2 separate regions of the Mus musculus genome follow, and region 2 is linked to region 1. The links are chromatin loops, found by intact Hi-C in ENCODE. Cell type or tissue: gastrocnemius. All regions are shown on one strand.

Region 1 (5,000 bases):
TGAGTATTCCATCCATAGAACCCAAGGTGGAAGGAGACTCCTGAAAGTTGTCCTTTGACTTCCACATGTACACTGTGGCATGTCTGTGCCCCCTCCCCTTACACACACTGTCAGGGAAGAGCAGCAGTGGCTCAGGAAGCCTCACCACCTTAGCTGAGGAGCTAGTGATGGGCAGCTGATGGCTGCTGGGGGAGGGAGTCGTGGTTTTCTTTACAAGTGTAGCCTCGGTGTATTTCTGCTCAGATAGAAGGGCATTGTGAGCTCAGGAACAATGCAGCTCTGAGAGGAAGCCTCCTCAGCAGAGGTGGTGCAGCTCCTAGGGGAGGGGATCCCCAGCTGAGCTCAGGAGCCTCAGCTCCACATTTTCACCTCTTCCCTTCTTCTTTTCATTGCTTCTTGGCTTCTTCTGCTGAGAGAGTCACATTAGACAGCAAATCTCATGAAAGAGATTTGTTGTAGGGGCCAGGGAGAGGATGAATCCAGGGATGGCTGCCCTCTGCTCCCAGGGTGGACAGTGGGGAATTGGGCAAAGGGCAAGGCATGGATAGGATTTCCTAGGGAACAGAGATTTTCAGGGCAGAGCTTTCCAGATTGAAGATTGGTGGGATTTTAAGTTCTGAGTTTAGGAGCTCAGGGATTGGTGGGGTTTTTTTTCATCCCCTTTTCCCTGTATTGGGCCTGTGGGTTAGGATGAAAAGTCTGCAGGCGATTTTAGCTGAGGTGCCATCTCTGTGGAGCTGCTGGGGAGGCTGGAGAAGTGCTGCTACTGTGGACAGTTCCTGTGGGGCAGCGCCTGCGGGTGGTATTTCACGAAGGCGTGCATGTCTTTGTGCATACACACAGCACTAATTGGACTCAGTGGGTTAAAAGAGACAGATAAAATCTAGAGGCAGAATAATTATTTTTAAAAATCATACCTAAATGATTATATATAAGGGAATTTTCTGAGATTAAATATGGCCTAGAGTTGGACCCAGTGGCATGCAGCTGTCTTCAGCTACTCAGGAAGCTGAAGTAAGAGGGTCTCTTGGCCTTGGGAGATTGACACAACCTACATAGCATAGTGAATCCTGGACTCAAAACCATACTTACTCTGTATCATAAGTCTATGGCTTTGTTTGAAAAGTTTATGATCAAAGTAACAAGAAAATCCTATTGGATGCCAAAAAGAAAAGAAGCAAGCCACTGTATTAAAAAAATCAACATTTTCTCAGGAGAACCTCAGTGCCCTCCCTGCTCTGTTCTCAGCTTTGTAGAAACAGAATGTGTTTGTTTTGCTTTTTGTTTGTTGGCATAGGGTCTGGCTACATAGTTCAAGCTGTCCTTGAACTCTTGCCCCTTGAGAACTGGAATTATAGGCATGTGTACCACACCTGTCTAGAATGTCATAGCTGCACCAAGAAGATGGTTAGGCTATGGACTGTAAACACCATTATAGGTTAATACACACGAAACAAATCATCCAAGGTGTAGAGACTGAGCTGTTACCTCTGAATGAGGCCAGAAAGTCTTTATAAAAGGACACTTTGCCCGCTACTGGCCCCTTTCCTTCTACCCCTTAAGAGATGACTTGAGTTAGTAAAAAGAAGCTACCAGTGAGCCAGTGTGGTGATGCACATCTTCAGTCTCAGCACTAGGAGGCAGAAGCAGAGGAAGGGGGATCTCTTATGAGGGCAGCCTGGTCTACACAGTGAGTTCCAGGCCATTCAGGGATACCACCTAGTGAGACCCTGTCTCAAAAAACAAAACAACAAGCCGGGGTGTGGTTGCCCACGCCTTTAATCCCAGCCTTTAATCCCAGCACTCAGGAGGCAGAGGCAGGCGGATTTCTGAGTTCGAGGCTAGCCTGGTCTACAAAGTGAGTTCCAGGACAGCCAGGGCTACACAGAGAAACCCTGTCTTGAAGAACCAATCAACCAACCAACCAACCAACCAACCAAACAAACAAAAAACCAAAAAGGAGCTAGCAATTAAAATGTCTAGGAAAATGGTTTTAAGGAACTTCTCGGCAAGGAAGAAAGAATCAAAGGCCTGAGATGAAAACAAGCTTGGCTTGTTTATAGAAGGGCAGTGTTTTTTTGAGTTAAAAGATGGTCAAGAAGGGTAGGTAGGCCATGAATTTAACATAAACTGGCTTCCATGTATAAGAATCCTCTAGGGTGTGATAATAAAGACTGAATTTTACTTTAAATGTGGTGTGATCTGGTTGGCATTTTAAAATGTTTACCATGGCTGCTTTGTAGAGACTAGGTTGAGCTTCATACAGAGGAAGTTAGGATGCTAGGAACAGGTAACAACTGTTCCGTGGAGAGATCACTGTGACTTGGATACAGTGAATAATAGAAAGTAAAGCCTAGTGATTGGAAGGACTTGATAATGAACAGAATATACAAATACAGGGGTTTGGCCTAAGCATCTGCGTTGAAGTTAGTGCAGTTAATATTGTAGTTATGCTGGATGCCACAAATAAATACAAAGAACCGTAGAAATTCTGCTTTTTAATTCTGTAACTTTAGAAGGAAAGGAACTGATTTCCTAGAAACAGTAGAATATTATTCTGGTACATTGGGATAGTAAACATTTTAAAGAACTGAGGCTGAGGTGTTAATGTGTGGAGAGTTAGTCTAGAAGGTACATAGTGTCTGTTCTTAGATGAAGGTGTAAACCCGGTCAGTGGCTTGCTCATGTCTCCATGTTAATGACGATGCTCAGAACTCACTAGAACCCAAAACCATTTCTACAGAGTTGCCATTAAAAATGAAATTGAGCCAGGCACAATGGCACATTCTAGCAATGAGGAGGCCAAAGCAGGAGACTCGGAATTTCAAAGCCATCTTCAGTTACATAGAGACTTTGAGGCCAGCCTGTGCTCATAAGATCCTATCTTAAAAAGAAAATGAAATAAAAATCAAATCAAATTTCAAGCTAGAGTATTTAAACATACTGCCTGTGAGATATTTTCCCAAATTTTTACATGTTTAACAAAAGACATATTCTTACATAGAACCTTATGTAAGGATCAGGAAGTCAAAGGATTAAACTATTAGATTAGTAGTTAAAAGGCTCGTAGTCTAACTTAAGCTGCTTAATAACCACGTGACAGGACAGCTGGGAAGCCTGTTTCCTTGTTTGTAAGATGCTTGTTTTGCATGCTTCACCAAGTTGGTAAAAATCCCAAATACGATCATGAATGTCAGAGTGCTTTGAAAATAGGACTGAAGCCACTTAGCACTGAATGCAGTTCTGCTTTGAGGGAGCCCTTCTACTGCCCCAAACATGGAACTAAACAGGCCCTTGGTGGAGACAGGAGGATGAGGTAGGGATACAGATTGTATCACAGCTCTGGATTTTGAAGTTATAGATTCTACTATAGTAGTCAGTTGTACAGACCTATTCAGGTGCCTTGATCGTTCATAAGCAAAATGATTTGTAAAAGAGGGAACTCTGAATCAATTGAATATTATGATGTATGAGTAAGTTTGATTTCACCCCCTCACCTGATAGTCAGAACTTTATTTCTACTCTTGTTGCTGAAATGAAGACAGCAATATAAAGTTAATTTTTATTTCTTACTTTTCCCCTTTTATTTTAGATTTGGGCTATGTAATGGGGTTTTATTTGGTTTCTTTAGAATTATATTATCGCTCAAGAAATGAAAAGTACAAATATGCCAGAGATAGAACAAACAGAAAAAGAAAAGGAAGGAGAAATATTAGAATGAAGAAAGACTTAAAATATTTCAAAGTAGTCTTCCCCCCTCAAAATAAAAAAAAAATCTCGTGTTTTTTTACACACTAAAATTTGAGGTGATTAGAAGAGGGGGGTTGGTTTTTCAGGGCAGCACGGTAGAGAGGGGTGAGAAGGGGCTCTGTGCAAGCATTCCCTGCAGAGACCAAAGTCTTTTTGCAGGCCTGCTAGGTCACTGAGCCTCCCTTTTGTTTAAAAGGTGCTTCCTTACTAAAGCGTGAAGCAGTCTCTTTGTACTCTGTGCTCAGGTCACCCATGCTACATTATTTCTATCAGTTACAGGTTTTACTACCAAGGTTCTCACTAAGGAGATCTGGTTAGAGTCATTGGTTTTGTAGGTGTGATGAGGCTTCATTCAGACTACATTATTGTGTGTTTAAAAGATTACTCTCTTTTTAGCTTTTCTAATTCTGTTTCCCCTGAATTTTGATGAAAGCCCAATAAAGAACATGAGAAATATCATCAGTTAAGTCATCCTTAGTTCCTATCCTTGTTCCACAGAAAATGTTATAATACATATCCTTTCAATGTAAGCTTTATGTGTTCCATCTTCATATAAATTTTAGATATGTAAGTACTTATGTATGTATATACATATATATGTATACTGCACATATTTAAAGATTCTTTTTTCTTTTCTTTTGGACAGGGTCTCTATGTAGTCCTTGCTGTCCTGGAGCTATCTATATAGAATGGGCTGGTCTGGAACACAAAGAGATACTTCTGCCTCTGGCTCCCAAGTGCTGGGATCAAATGTGTGCCACCACACTTAGCTAAAGATTCTACAACAATCACTTCTTCATTTATTATTTTCTGACCTCTATCCATGTTGGTATACATATGCTTAGCCATTCATATTTTGTTTGTTTGGTTTTGAGACAGGGTCTCACTATGTGGCCCTTGCTGGTCTGAAACTCAGACTCACTCACACTCACACTCTTTCTCTTAAGATTTATTTATTTTATGTATATGAGTACACCATTGCTCTCTTCAGACACACCAGAAGAGGGCATCAGATCCCATTACAGATGGTTGTGAGCCACCATATGGTTGCTGGGAATTGAACTCAGGACCTCTGGAAGAGCAGTCAGTGCTCTTAACCCCTGAGCCATCTCTCCAGCACTGGTCTGAAACTCTTAAGTGGACCACGTTAGCCTTGAACTCAACAGAGATCCACCTGCCTTCTGCATTCTAAAATAAAAGCCATGCATCACCATGCCTGGCCCTAGGCTTAATGTTCTAGTGATACCATT
Region 2 (5,000 bases), 56 kb after region 1:
CTCCAGAGCCTGCAGAAGTGGGGGTCTTGACCCATGAAGCTACAGGATACAAACAAAGGCCCTGTTTTTATGTGTTTTGTAAAAATCCATGGGAACCTTCTGACCTTCCCTAAGATTTTTAGTTTGTTTGTTTTGTTTTGTTTTTCGAGACAGGGTTTCTCTGTATAGCCCTGGCTGTCCTGGAACTCACTCTGTAGACCAGGTTGACCTTGAACTCAAAAATTCGCCTGCCTCTGCCTCCCGAGTGCTGGGATTAAAGGCGTGTGCCACCACGCCCGACTACCTAAGATTTTTTTTCTTGCACATTCCATGACCGCCATTCTCCAAGCCTCCCACCCAGTATCAGAGATGGTTGTAGTGTGTGGCTGGATTCTACATCCATGCTACACACATTTCTTGATGCTTCACTCATTCTAAAAAGCAACCTGAGAGAGAAAGAACATCTCATCTCCCTCTTCATGAATAAAGAAATTCAGATACAAGCCCGAAGCAGTGGCACACACCTCTAATCCCAGCACTCGGGAGGCAGAGCCAGGCAGATCTCTTGAGTTAGAGGCCAGCCTGGTCTGCTGAGCTGGAACAGGTGGCAAGTCAGAGGCGACACGTTCCAGGACAGCTAGGACTACACAAAGAAGCCCTGCCTCAACAATCCCTCCCTGCCTAAAAGAAATTCAGATACAAAGTTGTTCTCCAACTTTGCAGTAAGGAAGTGTTAGAAGAGGAGTTTGAATCCAGGCAGCCTGGCTCCAGAGTCGATCCTCAGCTGCAGAGCTACACAGTGTGCCCTGTAAAGGAGAAGTCCTTCCTCCTCCTGTGAGACGCTTATGAGTTGGAGGAGGTAGTTGGAGGGTAACTGAGTGATAACAACCCAGAACCTGCCACATGTGCCACTATTGGCAGGGCACATCCTTCCAGTCGCCATGTGAGCATAGATGGGGGAGCTTACTACCCCCTCTCAGAGAGGCCAGGGGACCACACCAAAATCACCTAGCAAGGAAGACTCAAACCCAACTCCCTTCAGACATATGCTGACTCTACATAGCCTAACCCTAACTCCAGGGAGAAGGGAGCTCAGGTTCCCTGGCACCCTGGAGACTTCTCTTTTCCCAAGCCACAAAAGGAGTCCTGGGTTAGGCCTTCTGGAATAAAGAAGATGGCCGTTGGGGGCTAGAAGATTTATTTATTTTACAATTGATGATCCTAGCCCCTCATCACCATTTCCCAAGAGTGAACTGTGAAGACCATTCTAGAGAAGACAACGGTCCACTGAGGATGGGAAGGACGTGTGCCAACACTGTGTTTCCTCTGTTGCCCTCGCTCTTCGTAGGGTTGCAGGGGTGCAGCAGCCAATTCCTGTCCTCCTGAGAAGGAAGGTATTCACAAAGAGTACCATCAGGCACAATAGGGGTGATGTCACACACACAGCTCAAGGGGCCAAGGTACTTGGGTTCGGGTAGCGTCACACTACAGTCCTGGGGAAGTACCACCCAGACCATTCAGAGGTGGCCCCACACCGCCTGCCTCAGGGAGCCACAACAGTGTGCCCTGTGTGCACTCTCTCTTTCTCCCGAGTCCATCGGGGATGCCCACATTCTCTAAAAGTCCCAAAGTGAGCAGGTACACAGTACTGCACATACAGTCCAAGTTAGGATCCGGCTCTGCAGAGGCTGGGAAGAGAGGATGGCAGAGGAAGCAGGTTTGGGGGTATCCAGTATAGGAGGACAGTAAGGATGTCATACAAAGACCCTACGTATTAAAAGACCCTATCCAAGCCGGGCGTGGTAGCGCACGCCTTTAATCCCAGCACTCAGGAGGCAGAGGCAGGCAGATTTCTGAGTTCGAGACCAGCCTGGTCTACAAAGTGAGTTCCAGGACAGCCAAGGCTACACAGAGAAACCCTGTCTCGAAAAACCAAAAAAACCAAAACAAAACAAAACAAAAGACCCCATCCATAAAGCTAAGCCAAGCTGCTCCCGTGCTGGGGCTATCATTCGGGACTGTGGGGAGGGGGCGGGGCCTGTGGCTCCCACACCCTGGAGCCACTTCCTCTTGAGACTCCTGTTTCTGTCCCAGCCCCTGGCAGCTCATTGACCCCAATAGAACACTTCCTCTGAGTCGATGGCTCCAGTGTAAACCCATGCCTCTTGTCTGGGTCTCCTGGCCCAGCGGAGACCAGCTGGAAGTTAGAGAGGCTTTATTAAACAATATTTGTTGAGTGAATAAGTACCAAGGAAGAACAGAAGGGGTATTAACGGATGATGTCCACAAGGCCTATAAATAGCCCAGCTCACGAGTCTGGGTTTCGGTCTGTCCTTGCCAGGGCTTGGCAGACTCTGGCCAGGCTGGACTCATTCTGCCATTACAGGGAGGGGTCTTTAAGCTACGAGACCCCTCTGCAGCCCACCAAAGTGACCCCTTTCCCCTTCCACACCCAAGACAATGAGACTGAAGAGAGACCTTTATAGACACTGCTTTCCTTTGGTGGGTACAGAGGTACCCCTGTTTTTTTAACCAGAGCAACAGAAAGGAATCTGAATCATGTTTTCTTCTACCCAGATTGGCCTGGGGAAGGGCCAGGGTCCTGTAAGCAGACCGTGCAGGTCCTGCTCTCGGCTCAGAGCCCACACGGACAGCATCAGGCTTTAGAGCTTGGTACCCTGTTTCCCAAGGATCTGTTCTGCAAAACCACACCCCGACATGCCCCAGCTGTGCCCTATAGACCAAGCCAGAGTTCTGGCTGTGCTGGCTATTCCAGGCTCTCTGTGGCCACCACAATGGGAGGCATGGGAGGCAATGCCAGCTCCCTCAGGGCTGAAAGGCCAGCCACTCCTCCGCCCTGTCAACAGTGCCCCCTCCTGTCACTAACCCCCTTCTGCCTCTGGACTTCCAAAGCAGTGTTGTTGCAGGTAATTAAAGGGTTTTAATTAAATTAGGATCCCATCTGGCTGGGATCAGTCAGGCCCTTAACGAGGATTGTGTGTCACCAACATCAGAATGTGTATGGGGACTTAGACACGTGAGGACTGAATTTGGGGCCTGGAGGTCCTTCAGATGGGGGGCAGAGAATCCTGAGCTCCCTGGGGCTCCCTGAAATAAAGCGACTTGTACCACCTCCATAAATGAGGCCATGGAAGGGGAGAGCAGCAGTTTCCTTCTTGCCCAGGAGTCTCTAACATTTCTGAGATGTGTTGGGATGTGTGGGCGTTATTTCAGTTCTACCAATAAGGAGACCAAAGTCTGGAAACTGAAGTGCTTCAACACGAGATTCAACAACAGCTTCAAGAAATGGAGATCTTGAGGGCATGAGGGCCCCTGCCTATAGCCTTTGCCCTCGCCCTCAGAGATAGAGGTAGGAGGACTGGGAAGAGCCCAAGGGCAGCTTCTGGTATATATACCTGGGCTAGGCCAGCCTGGGCTATATGAGGCCTTGTCTCAGGAAGGGGGAAAAAGAGGAACCCTAAAACAGAGGGTTGAAGATGATGGGAATTTCATTTTTTCTCACATACAGAAGTCTGCAGGCAGCTTAGGGTTCTCAAAGACCATATCCCCATCCAGCTTGCCACTCCCCCACGTCTCCGTGGCACTTATGCTAGCATCTCCAGGCTAGTGTCCACATTTGCCAGATAGCAGGGTGGATGAGGGACAGAGAAGGAGCAAAGGGTGAACACCTCTACCTTAAGATGCTTGACACTTACTCTATAAGCACTTGACCTAAAGGTCACTGGCCAGATCTCAGCCACAGGGTCACATGTAAAAGACCAGGGTGCGGGATGGGCCAGGGAAATACAGGATTATGTCAGGCAGCTGTGTGCCCAACTAGCAGCTGGGGATCCCATTATGAAGGAGGCAGGGAAGGCTGATGGTATATTAATTCTCTTTTCCTATAACAACAACAACAACAATGGATAAAAATGAAGTCTCTGCCAGGCGTGGTGGCACATGCCTTTAATCCCAGCACTTGGGAGGCAGAGGCAGGTGGATTTCTGGGTTCGAGGCCAGCCTGGTCTACAAAGTGAGTTCCAGGACAGCCAGGGCTACACAGAGAAACCCTGTCTCAGAAAAGCAACCCCCCCCCAAAAAAAAAACCAAATTAAAATGAAGGCTTTGTTTGTTTGTATAAGCTTGCAGTTTGAAGAGACAGTCCATCACAGCAGGGAAGGGATGACACCATGAGAGTGGGACAGCTGGTCACATTGCACCCATAGGAAGCAAAGGGATAGATACTGGTGCTCAGCTTTTTCTTTCTTCCTATTCGGTCTAGGGTGCCAGCCCACCGGATAATACTTCCCACACCCAGGGGCCAGTCTTCCAACTTCAGTTAAACCTCTCTGAAAACACCCTTGCAGACACGACACAATGGTAGAGGTATGGCCTCGACTCCATTCTACATCCAGTCTAGCTGGCAATGCAGATGAACCATCACATATATTATGAGACAATTAGCCATTTCTGCCATAGGTATTATGTAGCAGAACTAGAATATGAATCCATGTCCCGCCGTGGTCCCACCGTGGCCCAGCCTTGGCCCAATAATTTCCCCAACATTGCACCAAGGTAGGGAGAACTCTCACTTTTTCAAATAAGGAGGCTCATTGAGTGATGTGGCACATACCTTTGTTCCCAGCACTCAGGAGGCAGAAGCAAGTGGATCTCTGAGTTTGAGACCAATCTGGTCTATTTAACAAGTTCCAGACCAGCCAAGTTACATAGTGAGACCCTGTCTCAAAATATTCAAGCCAGGCAAAAGTGGCACATACCTTTCATCCTAGCACTCCAGAGGCAGAGGCAGGCGGATCTCAGAGTTCGAGGCCAGCTAGTTTCAAGACAGCCAAGGTTATACAAAGAAACAGTCTCAAAACAAAACAAAACAAAACACTCTCAAAAGAGGCATTGGGCATTGGTCCTTTGTCCAAGATCATTCAGATAATCCATTCCACTCTGGGGACCAGCTCAAGCTCCCTGCATGCCTTGTTGCCATTTCCTTAGAAGCCTCTGCAGTT

What was found. A loop is a pair of places that touch in the nucleus more often than their neighbours do. Peaks named below come from ENCODE experiments on the same cell type or tissue, not always from the same donor. Only the 100,000 strongest peaks of a DNase experiment are listed, where the experiment ranks them.
Region 2: a loop joins it to region 1, with 2.1 times the contacts of the local background. A loop is called at or near these places in 2 of 42 quality-filtered maps.

Annotation. Positions count from the first base shown.
Region 1 is chr11:95,445,433-95,450,432 of GRCm38, forward strand. The region is part of intron 1 of Spop (speckle-type BTB/POZ protein); the gene reads left to right. Among named protein-coding and RNA genes, the nearest start is that of Spop, 34 kb to the left of the region's middle. In gastrocnemius, no CTCF peak of the experiment used is centred here; no DNase peak of the experiment used is centred here; H3K27ac peaks cover 896 bases.
Region 2 is chr11:95,501,727-95,506,726 of GRCm38, forward strand. No RefSeq gene overlaps it. Among named protein-coding and RNA genes, the nearest start is that of Nxph3, 10 kb to the right of the region's middle. In gastrocnemius, a CTCF peak has its summit at 2,846 (motif pointing left); DNase peaks (open chromatin) are centred at 2,232 and 2,706; H3K4me3 peaks cover 523 bases; H3K27ac peaks cover 1,146 bases.